Linked DNA regions of Homo sapiens: region 2 is linked to region 1. The links are chromatin loops, found by intact Hi-C in ENCODE. Cell type or tissue: CD4-positive, alpha-beta T cell. All regions are shown on one strand. Links, peaks and the distances in the headings refer to the core of each region. The heading gives the core; the rest is flanking DNA.

Region 1 (16,189 bases), core at 4,617-12,616:
CGGAGGTTGCGGTGAGCTGATATCGTGCCACTGCACTCCAGCCTGGGCGACAGAGCGAGACTCCATCTCAAAAAAAAAAAAAAAAAAACAAAAAAAAACCTGTTTCTTTGCCCAGGACCAGAGAAGCTCTCGCATCCCGTGACCTCCAGACAAGGAGCCACCAGATTGGATGGGAGCCCCCACACTCCCTCCTTAAAACACCACCCTCTCATCACTAATCTCAGCCCTTGCCCTTGAAATAAACCTTAGCTGCCCCACACTCCTGGCCTCTGCTCCTTTCTTACGTCTCCGCTGTTATCCAGGGTGGTGTGGAAGGGGTGGCTGCAGCCCCACAGCTTCGGGAAACGGGCTGGAGGAGGCCCGGCAGGTGGAAAGGGGACACTCTGAGGCAGGTCCTAGTCTTGAGGTTTTGCTAGAATTAGGTTCTGCTGGAGGCTGGGGAACTTGGGATAGAAAACATTGTATGCTCTGGGACAGGGAGAGTTGGTTAGTGCCTCTCTCTCTCCCTGTGTTTCCCAAAATGGTTTCCTGGTGTCCCTAAAGACTCTCAGCTCCTCCCATCCCCAACCTTAGTCACAATGACATTCTGAAGGTTGAGATAGGGCAGTAGCAGGAGGAGGGGTGGGTGAGTGGGCCCAGGCTCTCTGCTAACCTGCTCCCCGCCTTTCATCCACAGAACCAGGTCCCGCCCCCCAGCACCCGAGCCCTCCTCTACTTCAGCCGACTCTGGGAGGTAGGAGAATTCTTGCTGTTTGAAGAACTGGGGGCCTGGCCCTCCTGACTCTCCCCAAGCCTCCCTCAAGGCAGCCACCCTCTGCTCCAACCACCTGTTTCAAAACTCCCCCCCTTTTTTTTTTTGAGACAGAGTCTCGCTCTATCACCCAGGCTGAAGTACAGTGGCACTATCTCGGCTCACTGCAAACTCCTGCCTCCTGGGTTCACGCCATTCTCCTGCCTCAGCCTCCCGAGTAGCTGGGACTACAGGCGCCTGCCACCGTGCCCGGCTAATTTTTTTTTTGTATTTTTAGTAGAGACAGGGTTTATACCATGTTAGCCAGGATAGTCTCAATCTCCTGACCTCGTGATCCACCTGCCTCGGCCTCCCAAAATGCTGGGATTACAGGCGTGAGCCACCGCGCCCAGCCAACTCCCCCTCTTCATTTTTGAGACAGCTCATCCAAATCTTATCACCAAATCTTATCACCAATACCATCTCAAGTGCTGACACCCTCAATCTCCCACGTGCTTACCTTCCTCCAACCCCAAGCCACACCCAAAAGCTCCTTCCTACCCGAGATCTGGAATCCCCCCAATTTGCTGCATAGACCACCCCGTGGGTTCTGCCTCCCCGGCCCACTCTGCCCTCCTTCTCCCTGCAGGATTTCAAACAGAACACTCCTTTCCTCAACTGGAAAGCAATTATTGAGGTAAGGGGGGCAGGACTTCTCAGCTCTGGGACACAGGGTTCGGGGCCCTGGGCGAGCCGCTGACCCAGGTGTCTGTCCCAGTTTCTTCCCCTCCCTTCCCACTTTCCCAGGCTTTGTGCAATCCCGAGTGGGGGCGGGGTGAGAGGGAGAAGCCGTGAGTCACTGAGGAGCAGGGTGGGAGGACCTCCCTAGCATAAAAGCCGAGGCCGAGGGCTGGGGCCTCCACAAGCACATGAACATGAAGCCGGCCACTGCCTCTGCTCTGCTCCTGCTCCTGCTGGGCCTGGCCTGGACCCAGGGGAGCCACGGCTGGGTGGGTACCGCAGGGTGCACAGGTGCGGGGAGATCGTATTGAGGGGAAGAAGGGGCCTAGGCTGCGGCATGGGGAGGACAGCTGAGGTGGAACGGGAGGGCGGTGTGCAGGGGTCAGGTCCCTGTCTAGTGGAGGCAGCTGCTGAGGGTCTGAAGACCTGGGTCAGGGAGGATGGGGAGAACCTCTGGGCGGTGCCAAAGACCACACTCCAATTCTGCATGGCCAGTAGCCTTTGAGAAACAGGACCCGTGGGCACTGAGACAAAGGCTGCCTGCTCCCGTGTCTACGTGTGCCAAGTATATGAGGCTGGACAGGTGGGGCCCTGCAAAGGGGGAGGTCGAGGCGCTCCAGCTAAGTGCAGTCATGCATGCATGTGTGAACAGGGTGGCGTGTTGTCTGATGTTTCACGAAGAACCAGGATGCTGATCTCTAACTGTAACTAATTTAATTTTTAAGTAGACCAAGCAAAAAATATCTGGAGGCCCATGGTCAACCAGTTTGTGACCTCAGGGTTAGGGCTTGCAGTGGGGTTTAGGTTCAAGGTCAGGTATGGATAAGGCAGAATTAATGCTGGAGTCAGGACTTCACTGTCACTCTGTGTGTGTGTGTGGCAGGGCGGACGGTCCAAGTGGAGAAGCCGTGATGGCAGGAACTGAACTTCTTTTCAACGCTTAGAGTTTCTCCTCTTGCGCTGGGGCTGGGGGGGGTGTCCGGTGCATCTGCAGTGTCTTAAGTTGCTTTATCTGTTTTCTTGTATTTCTCTTCTTTTGCTTCCTGTGGTCCAGAGCTAACCTAAGCACGCAGCTTCTGCAGATAACAACCCCTCCTTCAAGCACCCTGTGGGGCATGGCGTCGGTGTGCAGGGACTAAGGGCCTACGGGCATAGCAGCAGGACTTGGTGCAGGCAGAAGGTGGGCTGGGCTGCAGTGCCTGCGTCTGCCCCAGAGGAGCCTGCATGGCTGCAGCTCACTTGTTCTAGCTCAGTCTTAGGCTGGGGCTGCCAACTCTCCCACGGCATGGGTGGGGAAGGTGTTGCCAAACCTGGTTCTCTCCCTGGCTCCCAATGCTGAGTGTGGATATCTGTCTTCTATCTATCTGGGCCATCAGCTCCTCCAGGCTCACTGCCTTCTCTATAGGTAGCACGTGGAAAGGGGTGGGGTGAGGGAGAAACTGGGGCTCTGAAAGCCCGGCAATGCCCGCACGACTGCGGAGGCACGAACTGTGGCCCCTTCTTCCTTTCAGGGTGCGGACGCGTCATCACTGCAGAAACGTGCAGGCAGAGACGATCAGGTGAGTCTCTGTCCTCAAGTTACCCTGCAGGGCCCTTGGTCCCCCTTGGCCTTGCTCCCGGGTCTGGGCAATCTGAAATTCTCTTTCACTCCTCCATTCAATGGCTTTCTCAGCCGGGTGCAGGATGGCAGGAGGTGGCAGCTGTAACTTCCAAGGTGAGACATCTACCATGGACCCGCTGGGTTACGTCCTGGCACTTCTTTTCTTGGTCTCCTACCCTCACCTCCCAAGTAACACTTGAAGAGTTGGCAGAGGTCTTGAGGGCAGGAGGAGGAGTAGGAGGAGGAGGCGGCGGCCATTTGGGCTAGGACAGTAAAGGCAGGTGAGGGTGGGGGCCCTGGCTGGCTGGAGGAGATTGTATAAAAGAAAACACGTGACACAAGGAGGGGAGCAGGCAGGTGTTTTAGGAAAGGTCTGGTCCAGGCAGGAAGGTGGGATGTTTATTCCAGAGCAAAATGGCCTTCGTCCGTCTGTTCTAACCGCCATGCCCACTTCTTCCACAGAACTACAATTACAACCAGCATGCGTATCCCACTGCCTATGGTGGGAAGTACTCAGTCAAGACCCCTGCAAAGGTGAGACCGGCAACCACCCTGTCTTCCCGCTGGGGGCTCTGCATGAGGGATGGGGAGAGAGGCTTTCACTGCCGGGGTCCTCTCGGTTGGTTGCCGGAGGCCGGATCCCGCTCTCTTTGAGTCCAGGCCTCCCCACCCCTTTGCAAGGGAGACTCGGGTTCCCTGAGACAGTTTGGAAGTGGAGGGCAGGAGGGTTCAATGCGCCTCACACCCACCCAGTCAGAAAAGGTTAAAAAGGAGCAGCAGCAGCAACAGAGAAAACTGAGAACCAACACCCTCTCCAAGAAGAATATAGGCTTTAAAAAATCATGACACCTGCAAAACACGCAAGCAGCTCTTCCTCACAGGTTCCCTCTCTGTGGACCTTTTTTTGCGGGGGAAGATGGAATGGAGGGCGAGGAAAGCAGACTAGCACTTAGGGGAGGCCGGCCTGTGGATGCCTGGTTGGCGGTGAAATGAATGCTTTATTCCACAAAGGAAATGAAAAGAAAAAATACGTGAGAATTTGGTTTTATTCCGTTGCAAAGAAGGCAATCTCATAACATCAGTAAATGAATATGCTAAGTACAAATTTGGCTGACAAAGCAACAGCAGGCTGTGTATTTCCATCTCTCATGACAATAAAGTCCCCGCCCTTGGGGAGAGGACCTTCCACTGAGGGACGAGAAACTACAGGCTGGTGAGAGGAGGGACATGCAGCTTCTACTGCCTGTGGCTTCCACTCTGCTGAGTTATCTGTGGCTTCCACTCTGCCGGGTTATCTGTGGTCAGTGTCTCCCTACCTGGCAGGCCAAAGCGAGGCCTATGCTCTTTTGACCCCCTTGGTCAGTACGTGCCCAGGAACCATGTTCAATATCATCTTGGATCAAGTGCACTCAGGATGATAAACGTGCTGTGAAACCAACTCCACAGCCTGAATGTCCACAGTCAGACTGGAAAACCTTGGTGATAGCCCTGGTGTGAGCCTGCCCTTGCTGCTGGGCCCTTCATGAGCGTGGAGGCCATGGCAGAGTACAGGGAGGCCATGACCCCACATCACTTTCCTTTGATCTTTTTGCAGGGGGGAGTCTCACCTTCTTCCTCGGTGAGTATGGGGGCCTGATCTTCATCTGGCTGGAGAGAGAAGGGGCCTGAGGCCAGAGGGTATGGAAGGGACCCTGTGGTGGCCACTCAGACTTTCTCTTTTTCTGGCAGGCTTCCCGGGTGCAACCTGGCCTGCTGCAGTGGGTGAAGTTTTGGTAGGTGAGTGTCAGAGTGAGCCGACCCAGGCCACATCCTGGCAGTGGAGGCACAGTCACCCGGGGCAGGGCCAGGATCTTGGTATATCCTCAGATCTCAGTGGGCAGCGACATGAAGTCAGGTATGCTCTGGGTGCGTGCTCTAAAGGTGATAAGGAAGAGGGGACCTCATGGTGGGGTGTGGAGAAAGACCCATAATAAAGTGATCTAGGGCTGGGTGCAGTGGCTCATGCCTGTAATCTCTGTGCTTTGGGAGGCTGGGGTGGGAGGATCACTTGAGTCTGGGAGTTTGAGACCAGACTGGGCAATATAGCAAGACCCCATCTCTAAAAGAACAAAACAAAACAAACCAAAACAAAACAAACCATTCCAGCCTGGGAAACATGGCAAAACCCCGTCTACTAAAAATACAAAAAATTAGCCAGGTGAGGTGGTGCATGATTGTAATCCCAGCTACTCTGGAGGCTGAGGTGGGAGAATCACCTGAGCTTGGGAGGTTGAGGCTGCTGCGAACTGCGATTGCACCGCTGCACTCCAGCCTGGGCAATCACAGTGAGACCTTGTCTCAAAACAAACAAACAAACAAATGAAAAACCTTAGCCAGGCATGGTGACACATGCCTGTAGTTCTAGCTACTTGGAAGGCAGAGGCAGGAAGATCGCTTGAGCCCAGGAGTTCAAAACTGCAGTGAGCTATGATCACACCATTGCACTCCAAGTCTGGGCAACAGAGGGAGACCCTGTCTGGAAAGAAAGAGAGAAAGAGAGAGAGAGAGAAAGAGGGAAAGAAAGCAAGCAAGAGAGAAAGAAGAAAGAAAATGACCTAGGACCCTCGGAAAGCACCTTAGGGTGGGACCACATAGGCACAGCTCTGAGAAGATGGTGTTCTAGATGGAGCACAGGGACCGGGATAGAGATGTTACAGGGGAACTGTGGAGAAAAGAGCCTCCTGGTGGAAGGGTTCAGAGGTGGGACGCAGCGAGGCTGCATGGGCGAGAGGTGATAGCTTGGCTCGGCAGAACCACAAACTCTGTTTTAGGCGGAGCAAAAGTGAGGGGCACCACAGGCGAACAGGTAGGACAGCAAAAGAATGGTGGGTGCCCAGACGCTGGGTGAAAAGATGCCCCGTTTCCGCAGGCTTAGGAGTGGCCACGTGCTACCATTTGATTTTCTTTCTTCTAGGCAATTTCTTGCAACCACCACCGAGGCCCCGAAAAGCACTGGTCGTCAGGGAGCTCCTCCCCTTGGCCCCCAGCCTGTGCCAGCCCTGGCCCGGCTGCCACACCTCTGTTTCCTAGGCTGGGGACCCAGCTTGTCTCTCCTTGTTTCTTCCCACTGCACTGTGGTGCTTCAGTGGCCACCAGCCTCGTCACATACACCAGCATCTTTCTGTACCTCCTCCCTTTGGTGACCTGAAGTCACTGTGACAGTTCTCCAGGAAGGAGGAGCTTCCTACTTTTGAGTTTCTCTGTGGAAATAAAACATGAATCTTGTTTCCCTACGACTTTCTCAAATTTTATTCTTTAATGCTATGTTGATGGCCTGGCTCAGGGAGGATGGAAGAGTGATTCAGGGGCAGCTAATCTGCCTTCTGCCTGAAACTGGTATAAAGCACAGAGGCTGAGAGAGATGAGACCTGGGTTTTATTTCTGACAAGAAGCCTGCATTGTGCCTCAGTTTCCTCATCTGTTAAAAAAAAAAATCATTGCCCAACCTATATCTGAATACCATTCTTTTTTTAGAGACTCAATCTCACTCTGTGGCCCAGGCTAGAGTGCAGTGGCACGATGTCGGCTCACTGCAACCTCCGCCTCCTGGATTCATGCAATTCTCCTGCTTCAGCCTCCTGAGTAGCTAGGATTACACGCATGCGCCACCACACCTGGCTAATTTTTGTATCTTTAGTACAGATGGGGTTTCACCATGTTGGCCAGGGTGTTCTTGAACTCCTGACCTCAGGTGATCTACCCGCCTCAGCCTCCCAAAGTTGCTGGGATTACAGGCGGAAGCCACCATGCCCGGCTTGAATACTGTTCTTTTTTTTTTTTTCTTGAGACGGAGTCTCGCTCTGTCACCCAGGCTGGAGCGCAGTGGCGCGATCTCCGCTCACTGCAAGCTCCGCCTCCCAGGTTCACGCCATTCTCCTGCCTCAGCCTCCCGAGTAGCTGGGACTACAGGCGCCCGCCACCACGCCCGGCTAATTTTTTGTATTTTTTAGTAGAGACGGGGTTTCACCGTGTTAGCCAGGATGATCTCCATCTCCTGACCTCGTGATCCGCCCGCCTCGGCCTCCCAAAGTGCTGGGATTACAGGCGTGAGCCACTGCGACCGGCCTGAGTACTGTTCTTTTTGCACTTGAAGCAGCCACAGGTGTTTTGTTGGCCTGAAAAAGCGACAATGGAAATATTCAAGTCAGGAGCAGGGGGAAAGAGGTTGTTCAAAACGGGAGGTCAGTCCCAGAAGGTCAGGGAGAGGGCAGGAAACAGGAGCGAGGTGCTGATAGAGACTGTGCTTCTCCACATGGACAGGCTGCCGTGGGGATGGGGGCGTGGTTGGGGAGACGCGCTTAGGAAGTTGGGGGCACTGGATCTAACCCAGGGCCTTATCACGGGCACTGACTGCCCTGTGTTTCCAGGATGCAGAGGGAGGGAGGCAGAACACTTCCACCCCATCACTGTACCAATGAAACAGGAGAGGCTGCGGCGCAGGCTGAGCCAGGCTTATCCCACGCTGAAGAGCCCTTGGGACTGGGCTGGGGGTCTGCAGTAGGAGCCCCTAAGTCCCACCAAGCTGGTCCAACATGCCCGGATTAAGGATCCCCCACCCCTTTGTCCCCCTGGGATCCCTGCAGGGGACAGGAAGTAAAAGGTGGACAGGAGGCGCCCTGCCAGCCTAAGTGACTCCCTCCAGGTTTGAGTTCCCTGAGGGCATGGCCCCCATCTGCCTAGGTCACTCTCCACCCACAGGACAGGCACAGGGCCTCAAACAGTGCATGTATACGTGAAAGAAACCCGGCCCAAAACTGACTTGAGGAGACCGAGCTGACCCAGTCGGCCTGCCTGGGAGGGCCGCTCCTCTGCTTGGCCTCCCTTCTCTCCTGGGTCCTGAAATCCTGATGCTGGTTTGCACTTGTCCTCCGGAGTTCAACGCCATAGGAGGGCCTTGCAGTACCTCCTAGAGGCCACAGGGGGGAGAGCGCGGGGCCCTCCCAGGGAGGACGCTCCGTCCTCGCTGCACAGAGAGCTTCCCGGAGCGTGGGTGGGGGTGGAAACCCGTGGGGAGCTGAAGTCTCCTCAGCCCAGTCACTGAGGCACCGGGGGAGACGCGGAGGTGAGCAACACGGTTCTTGGCTCGTGAGATGTTCTTGGCCCAAAGAGCTGAAAGCGGCTCTTGAAAGCTTAGAGTGACACCCGAGGCAGGCTAAGGTCCCCTGGCATGAGGGGCCCTCCAGTGAAGGGTGGGTACCCCTTTCTCCCTTCAGGGCTCCTCCAGTGACCTCCTGAATCCCCAACTTCCATCTTATTCTTTAGATCCCGTTCTTCCACAACGCCCTAGAAGGAGCCCCTGCTCGGAACCTACCACCAGCTTCTCATTAGCCCTGGAATAAAATCCCCATTCCTCACTACGGCTCTATGCGATGGGCCTGGCCTCCCTCTCTAACGTCCCTCTGGGCCTACTGGCACAGGCCATCAGGGAACATGGGCGGCTGTTACCAAGGTCTTCAGAAAGCCAGAGCTTCATCTGCTTTTAGGACTAATTTCAAATGTCCCTCCCTGGGCCACCTTTTAAAATTTGTATTTTAATAGAGACGGGGTCTTGCCATGTTGCCCAGGCTGGTCTGGAACTCCTGGGCTTGAGTGATCCTCCTGCCTCAGCCCCCTAAAGTGCTGGGACTACAGGTGCGAGCCACCGCACTCGGCCCTCAGGCCATCGACCAAGGAAACCCTGTCAGCATCATATGGCCCCGTTTTCTTCGCAGCACCTGTCCTTCTCTGAAGTCATCTTGTTTGCGTATCTATTTTTGGTTACATTATGATGTCTCCTTCGCTAGGACATGGGATCTGTAGGGCAGGTCTTTTGTCCATCTACAGCCCCCAGTACCAAGAGCCAAATAAATATTTACAAATTAGCCAATGGAGAGAGGGATTGGAATTAAGTGGGACCAATCCAGGAAGACTTCCTGGGAGAGGTTTAAGCACCGGGCACATAGGGTGGGCGGCAAAGGAAGAAACCACACCTGCTGGTGGATGAGGCTGCTTTCTTGGTTGTGACAACACCGACGGAGGGAGGAAGGGATGGGACAGGGATGCCCTGAGTTCTGCCCCCTAATACTCCACATCCCAGTCCCCTCTCTCTCCCAGGATTCCCGGCTTCCCACCTAGTGTTCGCCAAGGCCCCGAAAACCTAGTGTCTCTCTCTTGGAATCCCCACTCCCTCCCTAGACCCAGGAGGCTGGCTGCCAGGCCCTAGGTGTGTCTCACAATGGGGCAATCCAGGCTGGGCCTCGCCTCCTACCCACACTCAAGTTCTGGCAGATTTGGGGTGGGGTGGGGGCAGGCCTGTGGGAAAACAGAGGTTTACTGGTATTCTCAGTGAGGGAGCTAGGAAGTCAAGCCGACCTGGAGATGTGATGTTGCAGAGCCAGTCTCTGCGGCTGCCTGACTCCATTAACCCTCCGTGATTCATCCAAAGCTGAGCTGCGTATCGGGCAGATTTTCCTGCAGCCCATCACCTGAACTGCTGGGACCCTCTCCCAGGGAGAACTCCCTGCCCCTCTCTTTCCCCATCTGCCCAACCCAACTCAGGGAACACAAACTACTCAGGCAGCGTAGATGGAGGAAGAGGGAGGAGTTTGGAGAGAGACACTGGCTTCTAAAGTTGGCCGCTTACAGCAAAAATCACGTCAAGATGGAACTAGCTGGGCGCCGTGGCTCACTCCTGTGATCCCAGCACTTTGGGAGGCCGAGGCAGATCACTTGAGGTCAGGAATTTGAGACGATCCTGGCCAACATGGTGAAACCCCGTCTCTGCTAAAAATACAAAAATTAGCTGGGTGTGGCGGCGCACGCCTGTCATCCCAGCTACTCGGGAGACTGAGACAGGAGAATCACTCCTCCTGGGAGGTGGAGGTTGCAGTGAGCCGAGATCATACCACTGCACTCTAGCCTGGGCAACAGAGCAAGACTCTGTCTCAAAAACAAAAAACAACAAACAAACAAAACCCCAAAAAACTACCCTCAGAAGGTGCCAGGAAGATGCCAAGTGGAAACAAATCATGAGTCCAACACAGACAGCTTTTTTTCCAGCATAGGAAGAGAATTTCTTTGGTTGAGCACACAAAGCAGTTGGCCTGTGTTTAGAGGTATGATACAAAAAGTACCTATTTTTAAACAGCAGAATGTTGAACACTAGATCCAGAAACGGAACCCTATCTGTAAACACATACTTGGTGTGGCAAGATGATTATACTACTGGAGGCATCTGGAAACGGAGGCAATCACAGGTTCATTCGGGGGCTGATGCCACTAACCTTCATTCTTCGTTTTCATTTTGTCAAGAGTGTGCAGTTTGATTCATTTAAATGAATGCACCTATGCTTGGGGCTGCCACCTCTGATGGTGCAGGCTATGCACCACAATGGACACTGTAAAGGGGACCTGTGGGGGTTCGATGCAGTCTGCCCCCCACTCTCAGGACATGGGTCTAATTCACACAGGGTGTTACATGTGCTGTAACATAGCCTGTCCAGCATAGAGAGGAGCAATATAGGTTCAGGCTCTGGAAGCCCAGCGTTCTAATGCTGGTCCTGTCACATTCTGGCTGTGTGACCTGGGGTGAGTTATTTAACCTCTATATGCTGTGGTTCCCCCGCCTATAGAATGTGAATAATTATAGTACCCACCTGTGTCAGAATCACTGGGACATTTCAATGAGATCGCGTATTTGGAGCACTTAGTACAAGGTCTGCCATATAGTAAGCCTCAGTAACTCAGCTAACATTGTTATCAATACCATCGGGTGGAGAGGAAAACATAGGGAGGGCAATTTATTGTCAAAGGAAAATCACAGATTAGACTCTAGAGCAAAACAGAAGACAGCGTTGGATTGACCGATGCTCTAGATCACCCAGGCCAAAACTGGCACTGGGTCCCCTCACCCGCCTGTCAAATCGTAGCTGGTTATACAACATCAGTTCTCTTTTGTCTGATTCTTCACTCCCTGGAGTCGACCCTATGCGGATGGAATGGTGGCTAATGAGCTTTTTCAGTCACTGTTCGTTAATTAGCAAGGATTCATTACACAGAACTTGTGTCCTCCAGAAAACCTTTTGGGAGGTGCTCCACCCACCTCAGTCATTCTCTAACTCGTCCCCTCCAGGAGCACCAACTCTGTGACATCCACTACTGTGTGGCCATCTGGGCTAAGGGAGTGTTCTCTAAGCAGTGTTCCCTCAGGTAGCTCTGCAAAGGGGAAGCTGCCATTATAAAATCAGAGGAGGCTGAAGAGGATGTCTGGGACTGGGGTGTGGGGGCAGCGTGAGGATGGAGCTGAGGTGCCCAGCTTCTGGGGTTCGTAAAGGTTGTTCATGGATGCCGTCCAGCCCTCCCACCCAGGGCCACCGCCACCGTGCATTGCATCAGGTTGTGTTGATAAGGTCTTGCTTTTCCCTGACAGCGCCGGTCCATGTCCCAGCCCCTCCCTGTTACAGCAGGAGCCGGTTTGGCCACCTGAACCTCACTGTGGAGAAGGCTGCTTGACTAGGACATTGTGTCACAGTGAGGTGATCCAACTTCCAAACTGGGGGTGGGGCAAGGTGGGTTAGGGCAATGACATGGAGTGGGCACTCCAGGTTCAGGGTACCTGGATCCCATCTCCAACTGGGCACCCTAAGAGCTGTTTTTTGTTCCCTGTTCCTTGTCATCTTAGCTCAAGACAGTCATTTCTCTGAAGACCCAAGAGTAAAAGACGGGCAGTTGGAAAATGGAAAGGTTCAGCCCCATGAAAGGAAAATGTACACTGTGGCTGAAGGATGCCTGAATACTAAGTCTAACGTATCATATCTGACCAATGCTGACTCTACCTGGGTTCTGTGTGAGCCATGGTTCTAGGGGGATGTAAAGCTGATCAAGATACAGCTCCTGACCTCAAGGAACTTGATACTCTAAAAGGGAAACAAGGCGAGAACATGACTTACTTAGATACAATGCCAGAGACATACAAACGAATGAATATGGGAATTCTGTGAAAGGAAAGGTGTGGAGAGAAGGACTGGGCATTGCAGGAAAAATCTGGGAAGCTTCATCCAAGATGAGTGTTGGGTTCTGAGAACTGGAGATGAGAGAAGGCCATGTTAGGAATAAGGAACAGCATGGCCGGATGCTTTGAAGAGGGAAAAAGAAGGATATAGTTGGTAAGGGGTCTAATTTGGCCAGAATGTGAGGTATGTACAAAGCTAGTAAAGGAAGAAGTTATAAAGGTGGGTTGAGTTCAGAGCATGGACCACCTTCAATGCCAAGCTAAAGAGTTTACATAGATTTTGGTAGGGTGGAAGAAAAGGCCTGAATGAGCATGGAGCGCAGGCTCACACCTATAGTCCTTTGGGAGGTCAAGGCAGGCGGACCCCTTGAGTCCAGGAGTTTGAGGCCAGCTTGGGCAACATGGCGAGACATTTTCATCTCTACGAGAAAATTAAAAAAAAAAAAAGCTGCAACATCTCTACAAGAAAATAAAAAAGTTAGCTAGGTGAGGTGATGCGTGCCTCTAGTCCCAGCTACTAGGGAGACTGAGGTGGGAGGATTGCTTGAGCCTGGGAGGTCAAGGCTGCAGTGAGCTGTGATCACACCACTGCACTCCAGTCTGGGCAACGAGTGAGAGCCTGTCAAAAAAAAAGAAAAGAAAAGAAAAGAAAAAGCCTGAATTCTAAGAGAGGAATGAGGGATATAACGAAAAGAGACAAAGACAAAAGGAGAGGTTGCTTGGGTACCACTGCCAATCCCTTGGAGGGACAGGTCCAACCTGTCTCTGTCCCAGCCCCATCTGCATGAAGAGACCCATTGCAGTGTTACCTTCCACGTGCCTGGGGCAGAATGCGAATTGAGAAATCCGAGGCAAATGAGGAACAGTCCATGCCTCCCCCTCCCAGAGCCCCGGGGGTGGGCGACAAGATCTGGGGGTGAGTCAGTGGGGTGGGGACCCCATTTCTGTGCTCATCTGCCTCCTTGGCAATATAAAGAGCAAGCACTGAGGCCCCGCCTCAGAGCACCCCAAACTTGACGCCATGAAGATCCCGGTCCTTCCTGCCGTGGTGCTCCTCTCCCTCCTGGTGCTCCACTCTGCCCAGGGAGCCACCCTGGGTGGTCCTGAGGTGAGCACGTCACCTGCATTTTTATTCTTATACGTGTTACCCACCTACCCCTCCATCTCTCTACCTCCTGTCCATTCCTGGATAAGTGGCTCTTAGTTTTGGATTCTGATGGGGGCTGAAGAAACTGGGGCTCTGAGGAAGGGAGGAGGGAACAGAGCATCCCTGGGGAGACATTTGGGACAGAGATGCTCCTCTTTCTGGAAGGGATGGTGAAGTGTGTTGGGGAGGCTCGTGTACTGAACCTTGGGACTGAGTGGGTGGTCTGGGTTCAGACTATCTCCACCATGGGCTCTCAAGAGTGTTCACCCATTCCGTTCCAGCTGCACACATGCCTGGGGACGTGCAGGGGAAGAGGGGGAACTGGAGAACGGCAATGTGAGGCAGAGCAGCTCCAAACCCAGGCCTGCATCCACATGGGCAGCAGGTGGAGAGGGTGAAGCAAAGCAAAAAACTAGCTAGTTCTGCCTGCAGCTGACTTAACTCAAAGAGGAGTGGGGCTGGGGTGTTCTGGAGACACCCCTGCTTAGCTCCTCTTTGCTTCATTTGTGCCCCTGGGAGTGGTGCCCAGGTGACGGGTGGCTCCCTGCTGTCTCTGGAGCATAGGCCACAGTGAGAATCTTTACCATCCAGTCCTCAGCCAGAGAGGAATCCTGATGCCTATTCCGGATTTAAAAGTCTAAGACAGGGGCACAGGCTCAGCTGCTAAGGACCAAGCCAGTGGTGTCACTGAGCTGGGGGGGCTGTCAGGGCCTGAGGTGAAATGGGGCCAACTTTCCCAGTCTGAAAGGGCAGCTTTCACCCCACCTGACGCCATGGATTGGGAAGATGTGCCTAGAGTTTTACATTTTTCAGGGGAAACTAGAAATCTGGATGAATTTATGAATTCTTACTAATTCAAAATGTCTAATTCAAACCAAAAAACAAATGACCAAATTTTTATGAGATCTAAGCATCTGGATCCAGCCTGCGGGCTCCGTGTTGGGCTCTGTCATGGGGAAGACACGATGGGACACACTGAGGCCTGGGGTGGGGTCCCCATGGAGGGGGATTATGGAACCTCCAACAGTGGTGGCAATAAATCCACAAAGCAAAGCAACCTCGATCAGTGAGAGGCAGGCGGGTCACCTCAGCAGCTGGGCTCCCACCTGCTCGCAAATCTTTCCCATCCAGCTATACGGACTGAGCGTGGGTGTCTCCAGAACACCCCACCTCTTAGACTTAAGTCAACTGCAGGACAGCACTAGCTAGCTTTTCCGGAGAGGAATGCTCGGCTCCAGGCTTTCTGCCTGCTGCCCATGGTGACACTGCTTACATGTACCATTCTCCAATTCCCCCTCCTCACCCTGCACATCCGCCAACCATGTGCGCGACTGGAACGGAGACCATGGTGGGGAATGGGTTGCGTTCTTTCGGGGACTGGGCTGTGGATGAAGGCAGAGCTGGCAGACAGGGATGTGGGCAAGGGCCCTGGCATCACGTGACCCCCTGCCGCCTTTTCTCCCTCTCCTTTTCCAGGAAGAAAGCACCATTGAGAATTATGCGTCACGACCCGAGGTAAGCCGTCTGTTTTCCCCGGCCCTCCAGCCACGAGTCTGTCCTCTCTCTCTTTTTGCTTCTTAGCAACTTTCCTAACACCCTGCGTTTCTGCCTAGGCCTTTAACACCCCGTTCCTGAACATCGACAAATTGCGATCTGTGAGTACGCTTCTCTGGTGCTACCCCCACGAATACCCTCATCACAGAGGGGATAAACGCCTTGGTAGAGAGCTTGCAAAGCTGCCACGGTTCCTTCACCTTCTCCAGAGGGCTGGGGGCTAAGCTCTGGCCTCCCCTGGAGCTGACCTGCTTCTGCTGTCTCTCTTCCTCCTCAGGCGTTTAAGGCTGATGAGTTCCTGAACTGGCACGCCCTCTTTGAGGTGAGTGCTCCGGCGCCCCTTGCCCTCCTCGGTTGTCTGCAGTCATCCCAGGGTAGTGGCCACACATTTTGGCTTTAAATGTATGGGTTGGTTCCTGATCTCTGGGAGGGAGTGACTGTCCTGCCTGGATGCTGCCCAATGGGCTGTCAACGGAAGAAAGCTTCCCCCGGCGCCAGTCCTGGCTACCCGTGTTTTCCTAAGATGGTGGTGGAGGAGCAGGGCCCCAAGGACAATTGCAGAAGAGGAAGAGGCTAATCGGTCAAGATTTTATTTGAATCCCCTCATCCTCTATGGAAAAACTGAGGCCCACCCGCACTTAGAAGGCAAAGTCAGCGACAGAGCTGGGGCCCGCGTCTCCTGACTCTGCACTGACTTCTCACATGGCCTCATGCGAACGCCTTCAGCTCCCTCGGCCTCCGCTTCCTCTGTGATGTGGGGATGATGACAATTCCCACCACAAAAGGTTGCTGTAAAAACCCACTGAAATCATGCTTGTAGAGCAGCCCGTGCAAGGCAGACACAGACTAAGGCCTCAGGAAATATTAGCTCTTGATAAAGTAATGACAAAATAATGACATTATTGTTACTATGGTTACTGTGGGAGTTCATTAAGGGAATGCTTACCCATCCATGCCCGGCTGACCTGCAACACATCACTCTCTTTCTCTTTCTTTCTTTTAGTCTATCAAAAGGAAACTTCCTTTCCTCAACTGGGATGCCTTTCCTAAGGTAAGAGGTGTGGGCATTAGGAGGGTATGGAGCTTGGGGGTAAGGGAAGAAGCAGAAGATATGGGAGAGAGAGTGGGGACAGGGAAAGGAGGATCAGCCTTCTCACCAAACTGAAGGGAGGTCTTAGCTACTACATATAGAGGAGAACGGGAACTCACACCGAGGCAGAAATTCCTTTCCATCCATGCCATCCTATACTGGGCACCCACGGGTTCCCCATCTAACCCTGACCCCTCTCCCTCTAGCTGAAAGGACTGAGGAGCGCAACTCCTGATGCCCAGTGACCATGACCTCCACTGGAAGAGGGGGCTAGCGTGAGCGCTGATTCTCAACCTACC
Region 2 (16,189 bases), core at 3,030-11,029, 260 kb after region 1:
TAACATGAATCCTTTATAGACAGCGTATTGTTGGGTGGTTTTTAAAAATACATTCTGGAAATCTCCATCTTGATTTAAAGAAATGACTATCAGCAAAATTACTGCCATTTTGCTACTTGTTTTCTATATACCTTATGGCTTTTTGTCCCTCATTTTCTCCATTACTGTTTATGTTTAATTTTTTTTTTGTAGCGAAATGTTTTGATTCTCTTTTCATTTCCAGTTGTGTATATTTTGTAGCTTTTTATTTTGTGGTTATAGAGGAGATTATATTATATATAAAACCTAAAATTATAATACTCCAATTTACATTTATACCAGCTTAATTTCGATAGTATATATATAAACTCTGCTCTTATATAGCTCTGTCACTCCTTTTCCTTTTTCTTTCTTTTTTTTTTTTTTTGAGATGGAGCCTTGCTCTGTCACCCAGGCTGGAGTGCAATGGTGCAATCTTGGCTCACTGCAGCCTCTGCCACCTGGGTTCAAGCAATTCTGCTGCCTCTGCCGCCCCAGTAGCTGGGATTACAGGTGTCTGCCACCATGCTCGGCTAATTTTATTTTTCTATTTTTAGTAGAGATGAGATTTCGCCATGTTGGCCAGGCTGCTCTTGAACTCCTGACCTCAGGTACCTCAAGTGATCCACCTGCCTCTGCCTCCCAAAGTGCTGGGATTACAGGCATGAGCCACCATACCTGGCCTCTGTCATTCCTTTTCTGTTGTCAGTGTCACAAATCACACCTATATACATTGTTTTCCCAATAATGAAGATTAATAATTGTTTTCATCCATTTTATTTTATATCATGTAGACAATAAAAAGTGAAATTATAAACTCAAATTATGATAACAGTAGCTTTTATAATTGCTCATGTATTTACCTTTAGCAGAGATTTTAATTTTTTTCTTCATGTCTTCAAATTACTGTCTGCACTCTTTCATTTCAACCTGAAGGACTTCGTTTAGCATTTCTAGTAGGGAAGGACTAGTGGTAATGAACTCCCTCAGCTTTTGTTTATCCAGGAATATCTGAACTTCTTCCTCATTGTTGGAGGATAGATTGGGTAGCTATAGAATTCTTGGTTGATAGGTCTTTTTTTTCTTCTTCTTCTTTTGGCATGTCAAGTGTATTAACCCACTGCCTTTGGCATCCAAGGTTTCTAATGATAAATCTGCCAATAATCTTATTGAGGATTTCTTGAATGTAACAAGTTGCTTCTCTCTTGCTGCTTTCAAGATTGTTTCTTTGGCTTTGGCTTTTTACAGTTTGATTATAATGTGTCTCAGCTTGAATCTCTGGGTTTTTCATACTTGGAGTTTATTGAGTTTTTAGATTTGTTGATTCATGTCTATCATCAAATTTGGGAAGTTTTCAATCTTATTTCTTAAAATTACAATTCTTTCTTCCTCTTTTTCTCTCTCTTCTCCTTCTGGACCTCCCATAATATGTATGTTGGTCTCCTCTGTGGTGTCCCACAGATCCTTTAGGCTCTGTTCAGCTTTCTTTAATCTTTTTTCTTCCTGTCCCTCAGACTCAATAAATTTTCCTGTCACCAAGTTTGCTGATTTTTCTTCTGCCTGCTCAAATCTGTTTTTGAGCCCCTTCAGTGAATTTTTTATTTCAGTTAATTGTATTTTTAGCTCCAGAATTTTCCTTTTGGTTCCTTTTTGCATTTTCTGTCTTTTTGCTGATATTCTTCTTTTGTTCATACATCATTTTTCTGTCTTCGTCTATGTCTCCTTTAGCTGTTTGAGCATCTTTGAGACAGTTATTTATGTCTTTGTCTAGTAAGTCTACCACCTGGGCTTCCTCAGGTATTGTTTATTTATTTTTTCTTTGAATGGGCCATACTCTCTTGTTTCTTTGTATGTATGTCTTGTGACTTTTTTGTTGAAAATGGACATTTGAATCTTACAATGTGCTAACTCTGGAAATCAGCTTTTCCCCATTCCCCAGGGTTTGCTGGTTTTTTTGTTTGTTTATTGTTATAAGATGTATCTGTGCTAGAATCAACCTAAAATGAAAGCTTATGATCATCTTAGGTCTTTTCTGAATTTGCATCTTTCCCTGAGCTTGTGCAGTGACTTTCTAAATTCCCTTGTATGCACAGTTGCTTTTGAATATCCTAATCCCTAAATGTCCACCTTCCAAAGGGAACAAAAGGGGAGAAAATCCAGTGGCTATCCCTTTATACCTTCTGGAAGCCAGTTCAGCTGGTGGGGATTAAGCCAATCATGGCCCACCCCCTGTGTCTGCACAACCATGATCAGAAGTAGTAATCCAGAGTCCCAACACAGAACTCTGATATTTGGAGGATGAGTCCATATTGCTAACCCCTAGATAATAATACTGGCTGATACTTTATAGATAACATCTCATCAAATCCACACAAGAGCACTATGTGGCCAGTACAATTAAAATCCTTTGAAAATAAGGAAACGGAGGGTCACAGAGTGAAAGCCATTTGATCAGTCTTTCATTGCTGGAAGAGACTTCACTGAAGTTCCTCATCTATGTAAGAAAGAGAAAGCAGCCTCTAACAGCTGGGAGCTGGCCTAACAGTAACAACTGGGTCTTGGTGTTGCTAGCAGCTTGTCTAGAATGCACTGTTAGGTCATGATGTTCTCCTGTTGAAGGTGAACAATGTTCACAGAACAACAACAACAAAGGCCTGTCTGTGACTCTGATGCATCTAGATAGAAACAAGACTGCTCTGTAATTATGCCTGCACAGAGACAAAACAGGAACACTGTCCAAACCACAAAATATCAAGCATCCCCTTCTCTCAGCTGATCTGAATGGCTGCTGTTTCTTTACCAATTTCAGTTTTAGCTTTGCTCCGTTCTTCTCACCTTCTAGAAAAGATAGAATTGGTTACACTCGTGGTGGGCAAAGGACATGACCAAACACTTTTCAAAAGAAAATATACATCTGGCCAAGAATCATATAAAAAAGCTCAACATCACTAATCATTAGTGAAACGCAAATCAAAACCACCATGAGATACCATCTCACATCAGTCAGAATGGCTATTATTAAAAAGTCAAAAAACAACATGCTGGCGAGGTTGCAGAGAAAAAGGAATGCTTACACACTGTTGGTGGGAGTGTTAATTAGCATGTAAGACAGTGTGGCAATTCCTCAAAGACCTAAAAACAGAACTACCATTCAACCTAACAAGCCCATTACTGGGTATACACCCAAAGAAATATAAATTGTTCTATCATAAAGACACATGCACACTTATATTCATTGCAGCACTATTCACAATAGCAAAGACATAGGATCAACCTAAATGTCCATCAATGGTAGACTGGATTAAAAAAATGTGGTACATATACACTATGGAATACTATGCAGCCATAAAAAAGAATGAAATCATGCCCTTTGCAGGAACAAGAATGGAGCTGAAGGTCATTATCCTTAGCAAACTAATGCAGAAAGAGAAAACTAAATACCGCATGTTCTCCCTTATAAGTGGAATCTAAATGATGAGAACACAAATACATAAAGGGGAACAACACACACTGGAGCCTATCAGAGGGTAGAGTGTGGGAGGAGGGAGAGGATCAGGAAAAATAGCTAAGGGGTACTAGGCTTAATACCTGGGTGATGAAATTATATGTACAACAAACCCCCATGATATAAATTTACCTCTATAAGAAACCTGCACACATACCCCTGAACTTAAAATCAAAAGTTTGAAAAAAAAGAATTGGTTACACTTTTTGATAGCACCCAACCCAAAGCAAATCCCCACTTCTTTGAATCCTTCCCACAATCATACAACACAGCCCAAATTCTGTTAGTCTTCTCTGACACCTTCCTGAGACACCACACCATTCCCCATGGTGTACATCTGCCCTCACTGCAGCAAGTCAAAAAACCTAACTTTGTTCATAGGTGCATGCCTGATTGTCTTTGGCTGATGGGTATTCACATAGCAAACCTGTTCCCACCTCAAGACCTTTGCATGTGCGGTGTGCTTAGTTCAGACCTTGCTTTCTCTGGATTTTTTTTTTTTTTTTTTTTTTTTTTTGAGACAGAGTCTCACTCTGTCACCCAGGCTAGAATGCAGTGGCACAATCTCAGCTCACTACAACCTCCACCTCCCAGGTTGAAGCAATTCTCCTGTCTCAGCCTTCTGAGTAGCTGGGATTATAGGCGTGCACCACCACACCTGGATAATTTTTGTATCTTTAGTAGAGATGGGGTTTCACCATGTTGGCCAGGCTGGTCTTGAACTCATGATCTCAGGTGCTCCACTTGCCTCAGCCTCCCAAAGTGCTGGGATCACAGGCATGAGCCGCTGTGTGAATCTTCATAACCATCTTATATAGGTCTGCTCAAATGTCACTTCTTCAGAGAAGCCTTCTCTTCTCACCTACCTCTCTCCCCACAGGCTGGGCATGGTGTCCCACACCTGTAATCCCAGTACTTTGGGAGGCTGAGACAGGAGGATAGTTTGAGGCTGTAAGTTTAAGACAAGCCTCTACATGGTGTATACATTTTCTTTATCCAGTCTACCATCTCTACCAAAAATTTTAAAAATTAGCTAGGCATGGTGGCACGTCCCTGTAGTCCTAGCTACTTAGGAGGCTGAGACAGGAGAATCACTTGAACCCAGGAGTTTCAGGCTGCAGTGAGCTATGATTACACCACTGCACTCCAGCCTGGGTGACAGAATGAGACCCTGTCTCAAAACAAATGAATAAATAAAAATAAAATAGTCTCTATATTAGTTGGCTAGGGCTGCCATAACAAACACCAGAGACTGGGTGGTTTAAACAACAGAAATTTATTTCTTCGCAATTCTGTAAGCTAGAAGTCCAAAATCAAGGTGTTGGCAGGTTTGGTTTCATTCTGAGGCCTTTCTTCTTGGTGTGCAGATGGTTCCCTTTTCACTATGTCCTCACATGGTCATCCCTCTGCCTGGGTTCTAATTCCCTCATCTTTTAAGGGCACTAGTCATATTGGATTAGAACCCACTCTAACAACCCTATTTTAACTTAATTACCTCTTTAAAAGCCCTGTTTCCCAATACAGTCATATTCTGAGGTATTGGGGGTCAGTGTTTCAACATATGAACTTGTGGGGTCATAATTCATCCCCTAATAGTCTCCATCCCCAATCTCTCTTTGCGCCTTCTTTTTTTCTTCAAAGCATTTACCATGACCTGATGTTTTATTAGTCATTTATTTGTTTACCATCTGTGTATTAGTCTATTTGCTTGCTACTATGAAGAAATATCTGAGACTGGGTAATTTCTAAAGAAAAAGATGTTTAATGGACTCAGAGCTGCACATGGCTGGGGAGGCCTCATAATCATGGCAGAAGGCAAAGGAGGAGCAAAGGCGTGTCTTACATGGCGGCAGGCAAGCAACTGTGTGTAGGGGAACTGCCCTTTATAAAACCATCAGATCTCACCAGGCATGGTGGCTCATGCCTGTAATCCCAGCACTTTGGGAGGCCGAGGCAGGTGGATCATTTGAGGTCAGGAGCTCAAGACCAGCCTGGCCAACATGGTGAAACCCCCTCTCTACTAAAAATATGAAAATTAGCTGGGCATGGTGGTGCACATCTGTAATTCCAGCTACTCAGGAGGCTGAGGCACAAGAATCGCTTGAACCAGGGAGGCAGAGGTTGCTGTCAGCTGAGATCGTGCCACTGCACTTCAGCCTGGGCAGCAGCAGAGTGAGACTCTCCCTCAAAAAAAAAAAAAAAAAAAAAAGAAAGAAAGAAAGAAAGAAAAAAACCATCAGATCTTGTGAGACTTATTCACTATCATGAGAATAGCATGGGAAAAACCTGCTCTCATGATTCAATTACCTCCCATCGGGTCCTTCCCATGACACGTGGGGATTATGAGAGCTACAATATGAGATGAGGTTTGGGTGGGGACACAGCCAAACCATATCACTGACCAAAGCATTCAATTGCCAGTTCATGATTTGCTATACTCCCTTATCCTGCCATAGCAACTAATGATGTTGCAGATGGTACCACCTCTGTTAGCCACAGTATCTGAAGGGACTTTGTGGAGTATAGCTCTCCCCAGCCAAATTTGGACATGTCGCATGAAAAAAAATTTTATTAAGCCACTAAGATTTTAGAATCCTTTGTTACATAGCATAACTTAACCTATCCTGACTAATACATCCCCACTAGGATGTAAGCTCCAAGAGGTCAGGGACTTAGCCTGGATCCTTGGTGTCTGGTGCAAGGTGGATGAGTGATATGGTTTGGTTTTGTGTCCCCGCCCAAGTCTCATCTTGAATTGTAATCCCCACAGGTCAAGGGAGGGACCCAGTGGAAGGTAATTGGATTATGGGAGTGGTTTCTCCCGTGCAGTGAGGGAGTTCTCATGAGATCTGATGCTTTAAAAGTAGCTGGCAGTTCCCTAATTGCTGTCTCTTTGCTGCCACCTTGTGAAGGTGCCTGCTTCCCTTTCGCCTTGCACCATGATTGGAAGTTTCCTGAGGCCTCCCCAGCCATGCAGAACTGTGAGTCAATTAATCTTCTTTTCCTTATAAATTTACCAGTCTCCAGTAGTTCTGGCCGGGTGCTGTGGCTCACATCTGTATTCCCAGCACTTTGGGAGGCCGAGGCGGGCAGATCACTTGAGGTCAGGAGTTCAAGACCAGCCTGGTCAACATGGTGAAACCCCGTCTCTACTAAAAATACAAAAATCAGCTGGGCATGGTGGTACATGCCTGTAATCCCACCTACTTGGGAGGCTGAGGGAAGAGAATTGCTTGAACCTGGGAGGCAAAGGCTGTAGTGAACCAAGATTGCACCACCGCACTCCAGCCTGGGGGCTAGAGAGTGAGACTCTGTCTCAAAAAAAAAAAAAAAGGAAAGTCTCAGCAACTTGCCTGGGGTCATGTGGCTCACACAGTGCCTGGCACAATTCTGGTACAACTAATATTTTCCCATCAGTCAATGCTGTGGAAGACATGGTTGGCTACACCAAATCAGCATTCTTTTCTACAACTCCCCTGCATACAAAACCCTGATTTTGTCTGGGTCTTCAGTGGCTTCTGCTAAGAAAAAGCTGACCTTACCCAATCCTAGGCAACAAATTCTAATTGGTTTAAGCCAACGATGTAAGCTTCATTTATTTTCAGAGATTGGTTTAGACCTGGGCATGGGCCCCAATCCTGGCCAGTAGAACTTTAGGGGAGAGCTGATGTGAGGATTTTGGAAATGGTTTTAACTCTGTGATATAAAGGAGAACACCAGAGGAAAAATCCCTTGTAATAGACATTAGCCATGGAAATCATTACTGCCATTTGCCAAAAGATTCCTGGAAATAGTAGAGTTCCATTTTTTTTTTTTTTTTTTTGAGATGGAGTCTTGCTCTGTCGCCCAGGCTGGAGTGCAGTGGCGCGATCTCGGCTCACTGCAAGCTCCGCCTCCCAGGTTCACGCCATTCTGCTGCCTCAGCCTCCCCAGCAGCTGGGACTACAGGTGCACACCGCCACGCCCGGCGAATTTTTTTGTATCTTTAATAGAGATGGGGTTTCACGGTGTTAGCCAGGATGGTCTCGATCTCCTGACCTCGTGATCCGCCGCCTCAGCCTCCCAAAGTGCTGGGATTACAGGCGTGAGGCACGGCGCCCAGCTAGAGTTCAATTTCTTTTGTTGGCTTGGTGGATTGGTGGTGCCATGTAGCTGTTTCTAGCCAATGGTTTGTGAGCAAGCGACATGACATGTGTTACTTAAGGGCAAAGCATTTAATGTAGACCCAAAATCTTACAGAGAGCTCTTTCTTTCTCCTTGGAAGAAACTGAAAATGTTTGAGATGGCAGTTGCGCCATCACCCTGGATTCCTGAGTGATTCCAATACCAATGCACAATGAGTAAAAAGTAAACCTTAGTTGTTTTATGTGGTTGAGATTTGGGGGGAATTTTTTTTTTTTTTTTTTTAGATGAAGTCTTGCTCTGTCACCCAGGCTGGAGTGCAGTGGCATGATCTCAGCTCACTGCAACATCCACCTCCCGGGTTCAAGTGATCTTCCTGCCTTAGCCTCCCAAGTAGCTGGGACTTCAGGTGCATGCCACCACACCTGGCTAATTTGTGTATTTTTAGTAAAGACAGGGTTTTGTCATTTTTTGTATTTTTAGTAGAGACAGGGTTGGCTAGGTTGGTCTCAAACTCCTGACCTCAGGTGATCTGCCCTCCTTAGCCTCCCAAAGTGCTGGGATTACAGGCGTGAGCCACCACACCTGGCTGGAAGTTTATTATAGTAGCAAATAACTTATCTAGATTGATACCAAAATAGTATCAGGAGTAGGGTGCTGAGGTAATCAAAAATAAAAAGACAGCATTGGCTTAGATACCTTTGGGACTAAGACACTTATTTGAAACCAGAAGGATGGAGGCTGTTGCCTGAGATACTCTGGAAGGCAGATAATGTATTTAATGGACTTGTAGCTTTCAAGGAAGCTGCTGGAATATAAGATGTTAGCAGTATAAGTTGGCCAAAGTTAGCTAAAAATTGAGAAGGGCTTTGAGAGATAAAGTCCAATTAGAATTCAGCTTTTGACAAGGATAAAATCAAAAGTATAAGCCTAGGTAAATAATTATTACCCATTGTTTAAAAATTCTCTGAATGAATTAAGATACTACCAGAAAACGCTTTCAGGTGGACAAATGTCTCCATGAAAGAGAGTTAAGAGATATAGCTCGCCAAGGATGGCTGATAGAGTTTAAGGTACCTGAAATGAGAAAGAGACAGAAAGAGAGAGAGGATAAGAGCATCTTTTTTTTTTTTTTTTTTAGACAGAGTCTTGTGCTGTTGCCCAGGCTGGAGTGCAGTGGTGTGATCTTGGCTCACTGCAACCTCCATCTCCCAGGTTCAAGCAATTCTCCTGCCTCAGCCTGCTATGTAGCTGGGATTACAGGAGCCCACCACCACACCTGGCTAATTTTTGTATTTTTAGGAGAGACAGGGTTTCACCATGTTGCCCAGGCTGGTCTCGAACTCCTGGCTTCAAGCAATCCTCCCACCTTGGCCTCCCAAAGTGCTGAGATTACAGGCGTGAGCCACCGAGCCCAGCCTGAGAACATCTCGAACAGAACTACGGCTATGTGTGTGTTTTTGTTTGTTTGTTTGTTTGTTTGTTTACATATTTAGTTGACTAGAGGCTTATAAGAACCGTAGGTCCCAAACTGTGGGAGATAGAAAGCAGGCTGAGTAAACTGCTGTTGTCTCAAGGAGGGCACATCTTCAGATGTAGCCAAGGAGAATATGAGAAAAGGAGATATTTCCCTGGAGAGTGAGACATGACCCACAGAGAACAATGATTTGGGAATCCCCCTACCCTCCCCACACACAACAAGGAGCTGCTTCGGTGCTAGTTAAGGAATCTTTCCCATCTACAAGATAGGGGGTCCTTGTAATGTTTTCCCACTGGATTGCAGAAGTGGTACAGAGCAGTGATTTCTGTGTGTCTTCCCTTTCTCTCTCTCTCTTTCTTTTCTTTTTCTCTCTCTCTCTTTCTTTCTTCTTTCTCTTTTTTTTTTTTTGAGACAGAGTCTTTCTCTGTTGTCCAGGCTGGAGTGCAGTGGTGGATCTCAGCTCACTGCAACCTCTGCCTCCCGGGTTCAAGAGATTCTCCTGCCTCAGCCTCTCAAGCAGCTGGGAATACAGGCATGCACCACCACACCTGGCTAATTTTTGTATTTTTAATAGAGACGGGGTTAGACGGGGTTTCACCATGTTGGTCAGGCTGGTCTTGAACTCCTGGCCTCAGGTGATCCACCGGCCTCAGCCTCCCAAAGTGTGCTGGGATTACAGGTGTGAGCCACTGGGCCCTGCCTCTTCTTCCACTTTCTGATGGTCATAAAGTCATTTTGTCCCATTCCATCATTATATATTGGGTATGTGGAGGGCCAATAATTTGCCTTTGTAGTTCGTTTGTTCTGATTTAAGCTCACCCATTTTGTTTCCTGCCTAGCTCATGTGGATATTTGACCTTCGACCCTACAACCTATGACAAGCCATTTGATGACACGAACTGAATTGTACTCCTGGAAGCACAGTGGATCAAGTTTCATTCCATTGCCTAGGCTGATCCTCGAGTTTTGTGAGTGACTTCACAATGGCCAGGGAGTTCCTAGCCTCCTTCTACAGCCTTGGTCCACTATGCTGGACACCCTGTGGCTGCTTAGCCTTTCTTGCCCCACTCTGTGAGCCTAGATGTTAATCAGCTGTGCCTACAAGGACCTTTGCCAGCGAGCCCTACTCTCAGGCAGTGATGCTGTCCTGAAGTGTGACCATCCCATGGCACTCTGGTACTTCTCTTCCATTCTTGGGGAAGATCCTTCTCTGCTTAATTCAATGCCTGACATAAGGAAACTGCCTGGGGGTAGCCTTCAATTGACCAACCCTCAGCCCTCCCAGACTGGCCTCTATCGCTGCCAGGGCAATGATGATACCCTCATGGTACAATACGAGATCGACTTCCAGGTTGTCACCACCCTTCATGTTACGCACAAGAGCCTGGACCAAAAGTCCCTGCAGAATGAGACCCTGATCCTGGATGGCAAGGTACTCATCTTTACCCACTGGGACCCCCGGCAGGACTGTAACCGCTGTGGGGAACTGGGTGAGTGCAGACGCCTGGGGTACTGCTACATTGAGGAGCCCGTGGAAAAACCTATGCCCTGCCAGCTGTATCTGAGAGATGAGAAGATGCAATTCAGCCGCATGCGGCCCGAACTGCAGGTGGAAGCCTGCCACGTACCCTGCAACCCCGTCAAGGAAATTCACTAGCCATACCTCATCTTTGATTTTTACCAGCCTGGCAAGTGGATGAACAACAGGTGGCTCACCTGCCCCTTGGCCTCCATCTACAGGTGACAGGACCAGGGCCGTAGCCCTGCCCTTGACCCTCACCCAGACTTTGTTTTCTGTGTTCACCTGGGCTCATGGGTTACCTTCCAACAGAAAACCGGGCTCCGTCTCCCAGCCCATAAGCCTTCATGTTGGTTCTGCTAAGGAAAAGGTCTCCTCACTGGCTTGCTGAGATGCGCATGCAGGAAGAATTCCCTGGTGTTTCCTCTGAGTGTGCCCTGGGCAGGTGATGTTAGGGACACAGCAATGACCTAGTTCTTGTCTGCACAGGCTTCTGATATTCAGGGGGAGGCCAAATGTAGAATCTAGAGACCGAGCTACTCAGGCCCATGGGCTCATGACAATGTAGACACTGATGTTTCTGTCTCCTGATTGGACCCTGGATACAATTTATCTATCCATCCTTGTCCCAATGCCACAGTGTCTTTGGTTTTCTTTTTTTTTTTTCCTTTTATTTGTTTATTTATTTTTGAGATGGAGTCTCCCTCTGTTGCCCAGGCTGAAGTGCAATGGCGCAATCTCAGCTTACTGCAACCTCCATCTCCCAAATTCAAGCGATTCTCCTGCCTCAGCCTCCCAAGTAGCTGGGATTGCAGGCATCCGCAACCATGCCCGGCTAATTCTTATATTTTTAGTAGAGAAGGGGTTGGCCAGGCTGGTTTTGAACCCCTGACCTCAAGTGATTCTGCCCTCCTTGGCCTCCCAAGTGCTGAGATTACAGGCACAAGCCACTGCACCCAGCCCACAGTGTCTTTTTATACCTTTCAATAAGTCACAATATGTGGTAGTGTTTCCCAACTTTGTTCTTCAAGATTGTCTTGGTTATTCTTGGCCCATTATATACAAATTTTGGAATCGGTTTGTAGTTTCCACCCCAAAACTCTTATTTTTTTTTAATTGGGACTTTATTGAATCTAAAGATAAATTTGGGGTAAATCAATATATATTCAATATTTAGTCTTCCAATCCGTGAATGTGGCAAATACTTCCATTGTTTAGTCTTTCTTTAATTTCTCCCAATAATGTGAAGTTATTAATGTAGAGGACTCACATATCTTTTATTATATTTATTCCTAGGTATTTAATTTTTTCATACTATCCTATAGTAATCTTTTAAGTTTCATCTTTTAATTCTTTGTTGCTGGTATATAAATCATATTTAATATATGACCTTATATCTAATTTTTTGCTTGTATCTTACCTCCAGTAAAATGCTGAATGGAAAAGTTGATGGCAGAAATACTTGTGTTATTCTTAGTATTTTACTATGAAGTATAATTTAGCCCTAGGTGTTTTTGTTTGTTTGTTTGTTTTTTGTTTTTTTTTTGAGACAGGGTCTCACTCTGTTGCCCAGGCTGGAGTGCAATGGCGCAATCTCAGTTCACTGCAACCTTCGCCTCCTGGGTTCAAATGATTCTCCTGCCTCAGCCTCCCAAGTAGCTGGGACTACAGGCACCCACCATCACACCCGGCTAATTTTTGTATTTTTAGTAGAGATAGGGTTTCGCCATGTTACCCTAACTGGTCTCGAACTCCTGACTTCAGGTGATCCACCCGCCTCGGCCTTCCAAAGTGCTGGGATTACAGGTGTGAGCCACTGTACCCGGCCTGTCCTAGGTTTTTAATAGAAACACTTTATCTTCTTAGAAAATTTCCTTTTGTTCCTAGTTTGCCAAAAGTTTTGAGCCATAAATGAATGTTGAGTTTTATCAGATGCATTCTCTGTATCTACTGAGATAATAATATGGTTTTTCTCCTTTATTCTGTTAATGTGGTGAATTACATTAATTGATGTGCAAATATAACCCAAATTTGCCGTCCTGAAATAACCCAATTTGGTCTTTATATTTATCCTTGTGTAAAGAAAATCACTGGAATCAATTTGCAATATTTTCTTTGGGATAGTGTGTCTGTGTTGACAAAAGAGATTGACCTGAGGTTTTTCTTTGTTGTAATGTCCTTATAAGGTTTTGAGATAAGGTGATGCAAGTCTCATAGAAATCTTCCATCTTTTTCTATGTTGGGAAAAGTCTGGAAGATCATTTAATTTATTTATTTATTTATTTATTTATTTGAGGCAGTGTCTCTGTCACCCAGGCTGGAGTGCAGTGGCGCAATCTGCACTCACTGCAACCTCTGCCTCCTGGGTTCAAGCTATTCTTCTGCCTCGGCCACCTGAGTAGCTGGGATTACAGATGCCCGACACCATGCCTGGCTAATTTTTTGTATTTTTAGTAGAGATGGGGCTTCACCGTGTTGGCCAGGCTGGCCTCGAATTCCTGACCTCAAGTGATTCTCCCATCTTGGCCACCCAAAGTGCTGGCAAGTGCTGGCATTACAGGTGTGAGCCACCGCCTGAGAAGGTGTTTAGAAAAGGGGATGGAAGGAAAGGGAGCAACTGAGAAAAATATTTGTTGAAGATGTATTGAGTCATGCAGATGGCTGAGGGAAGAGACGGGGACCAGCATGTGCAATGGTTCTGGGGCAAGAGCCCCTCTGCCTGCCTGACAGATTCAGGGAACAGCGGGAGGCCAGCGTGGTTGGAGGGTAGGGAGTAGGGGGAAAGGTGCAGGAGGTCAGAACAGTAACCAGAGATAAATTTTTTTAAATTTTTATTATTTTTTTTGAGATGGAGTTTCACGCTTGTCACCCAGGCTGGAGTGCAGCGGTGCGATCTCGGCTCACTGCAACCTCCGTCTCCCAGGTTCAAGTGATTCTCCTGCCTCAGCCTCCTGAGTAGCTGGGATTACAGATGCCCGCCACCACACCCAGCTATTTAGTAGAGACGGGGTTTCACCACGTTGGCCAGGCTGGTCTTGAACTCCTGACCTCAGGTGATCCGCCCGCCTCAGCCTCCCAAAAGTGCTGGGATTACAGGCATGAGCCACCGAGCCCAGCCCGAGAGGATTTGTTTACTGCTTTATCCCCAGTGCTAAGAAGTGTGCCCAGAACATAGTAAGAGTTCAGGAAATATGTGTTGAGTGTTCACATGTGACACCTTCATGCTCTTATTTCATCCCTGGGAATGTAGTCTCACCCCTGGGAAAGGAAGCGGGGCAGGTAGTAGAGAAAACTCTGAATAGACAAATTAAGTTTGCTCCTTTCCCAGCAAAATGGAGGGCTTGGAATAGAAATTAAATATGGTCAGCGGGGCACAGTGGCTCACGCCTGTAATCCCAACACTTTGGGAGGCCAAGGTGGGAGGATGGCTTGAAGCCAGGAGTTCGAGACCAGCTTGGGCAACATAACAAGACCCCGTCTCTACAGAAAAAATTTTAAACTAGCTGGGCATGGTTAGCATGCACCTGAAGTCCCAGCTACTCAACAGGCTGAGGTGAGAGGATTACTTGATTCCAGGAGTTTGAGGCTGTAGTGAGCTGTGATTGCAGCACTGCCTTCCAGCCTGGGTAAAAGAGCGAGTCCTTGTCTGAAAAAAAAAAAAAAAAGAAAAACAGTGTTGTCAGCTTGTCACAAAACAAAAGGGGATGGTGACCTCACACACACATGTGGTAGCTGCAATTCATCCCACTGCCCAGGGCTGAGGCCAGAGTTCATGGGTGACCTCACAATGTTCGGGGTGGCACCAGCCCACTGCCACAGCCCCAGTCCACCATGCCACCCATGCTGTGGCTGCTGCTCCACTTTGCTGCCCCGGCACTGGGGTTCTACTTTTCCATCAGCTGCCCCAGTGGTAAGCAGTGCCAACAGGCCCTACTCTCAGGCAATGATATTCTCCTGTATTGCAACTCCTCGGGGGCGCACTGGTACTATTTATTCACACAAGGCAAGAAGGGCAGGCTCACCAGCCTCACCAATATTTCCAATATGGAAATAATGCCCGAGGGCAGCCTTCTCATTAAAGATCCATTGCCCTCCCAGACGGGCCTCTACCACTGCTGGAACAAGAATGGCCGCCAAGTGGTGCAGTATGAAATTGACTTTCAGGATGTCACCACCCTGCATATAACACACAAGGACCTGGGTCAGAGGCCCCTGCAGAACGAGACCCTGCATTTGGGCAGCAAACAGCTCATTTTTACCTGGTGGGAGCCCTGGCAGGACTGCAACCGCTGTGAGGAGCCGGGCGAGTGTAAACGCCTGGGGTACCGCTACATTGAGGAGCCTCTGGAGGAAGCCATGCCCTGCTGGCTCTATCTGGGAGAGGTGCTGGTGTGGTCTAGCCGCTTGCGGCCTGAGCTGCAGGTGGAAGCCTGCCACGTCCAGTGCACCAATAACACACAGTTAAGGGTGGATTACGTCATTTTTGACAACTTCAGGCTCGATGAGAAGACAGAATTTGTGTGGCTCGACTGTCCCTTAGGATCCATGTACAGGTGATGGAATCCCTGCCTCTGGCCCCTACCCAGATTCTTCCGGTCAGGGGATCCTTCCTGGTAATATGTGCAGAGGGATGAGTGGGCGTTCTTTGCAGTTCAGCCACGTAGTGGTCATCAGGACAGTGCCAGGCCCTGCTCTTAAACAGTCCGAGGGGGACACAGCCCAGGGTGGTGCGAGCCGGGATGGGAGAAGCCCAGGCAGACAGATGGGGCTGTGATGGGGGAAGCCCAGGAAGCTTAGGGGCTCCAACAGGCCCCTGCTTCATCTGGAAAGGTCAGTGAGACCTTGGAGGAGAGGCTGGTGCCCCCGGGGCTTCCCATCAAGGCCTGCCTCCCAGAACTCACACTCATCTTCTTACTTCCTGCCAGGAGCCTCTGGAAAATAGCCCCTTCCCCTCCTCTCCCCCAGTCCACCTGCCCCTTAATAAGAAATGCAGGCTGGGCGCGGTGGCTCATGCCTGTAATCCCAGCACTTTGGGAGGCCGAGGTGGGTGGATCACCTGAGGTCAGGAGTTCGAGACCAGCCTGGCCAACATGGTGAAACCCCGTCTCTACTAGAAATACAAAAATTAGCCAGGTATGGTGGCACGTGCCTGTAATCCCAGCTACTCAGGAGGCTGACGCAGGAGAATCACTTGAACCCGGGAGGCGGAGGTTGCAGTGAGCCGAGATCACACCACTGCACTCCAGCCTGGGCAACATCACGAGACAACTCTGACTCAAAAAACAAAAAAACAAAAAAACCCCAGAAATCCATTGTCTCACCCTTCTGGAGGCCGTAAGTCTGAAATCAAGGTGTCAGTAGAACCACGCTCCCTCTCAGTCCCTCTGAGTGAGCTGGGCAGAATCCTCCTTTTTTCTAGCTTCTGGATGCAGTCAGAGATCCCGGTCTTCTCTGGCTTGTGGCTGCTTCTCTCCAATGCCCGCCTCCATCATCACTTGGCATTCTTCCTGGGTGTCTGTGTCCCTGTCTCTCTTTTCCTTTTCTT

Evidence for each region. A loop is a pair of places that touch in the nucleus more often than their neighbours do. Peaks named below come from ENCODE experiments on the same cell type or tissue, not always from the same donor. Only the 100,000 strongest peaks of a DNase experiment are listed, where the experiment ranks them.
Region 2: it touches region 1 in a loop (7-fold over the local background); 6 of 110 quality-filtered maps call a loop at or near these places.

Annotation. Positions count from the first base shown.
Region 1 is chr19:35,487,374-35,503,562 of GRCh38, reverse strand. DMKN (dermokine) reads left to right here. Exons shown (of 16, transcript NM_033317.5): 10 at 677-733; 11 at 1,380-1,427; 12 at 2,983-3,030; 13 at 3,534-3,605; 14 at 4,666-4,689; 15 at 4,800-4,847; 16 at 6,025-6,343. The coding sequence ends at 4,847. LOC124904703 (a long non-coding RNA gene) reads left to right here and starts at 7,115. Exons shown (of 2, transcript XR_007067242.1): 1 at 7,115-8,172; 2 at 8,373-8,971. It overlaps KRTDAP (keratinocyte differentiation associated protein), which reads left to right and starts at 13,099. Exons shown (of 6, transcript NM_207392.3): 1 at 13,099-13,207; 2 at 14,723-14,761; 3 at 14,860-14,901; 4 at 15,078-15,122; 5 at 15,804-15,851; 6 at 16,097-16,189. The coding sequence starts at 13,121. The coding sequence ends at 16,135. RefSeq lists enhancers at 2,445-2,944, 2,945-3,446, 7,771-8,717. In CD4-positive, alpha-beta T cell, for the core only: a CTCF peak has its summit at 8,026 (motif pointing left); a DNase peak (open chromatin) is centred at 8,042; H3K27me3 peaks cover 190 bases.
Region 2 is chr19:35,226,967-35,243,155 of GRCh38, reverse strand. FAM187B (family with sequence similarity 187 member B) reads left to right here and starts at 14,417. Exons shown (of 2, transcript NM_152481.2): 1 at 14,417-15,197. The coding sequence starts at 14,476. It also overlaps the pseudogene FAM187B2P. In CD4-positive, alpha-beta T cell, for the core only: a CTCF peak has its summit at 6,423 (motif pointing left); a DNase peak (open chromatin) is centred at 6,425; H3K27ac peaks cover 219 bases.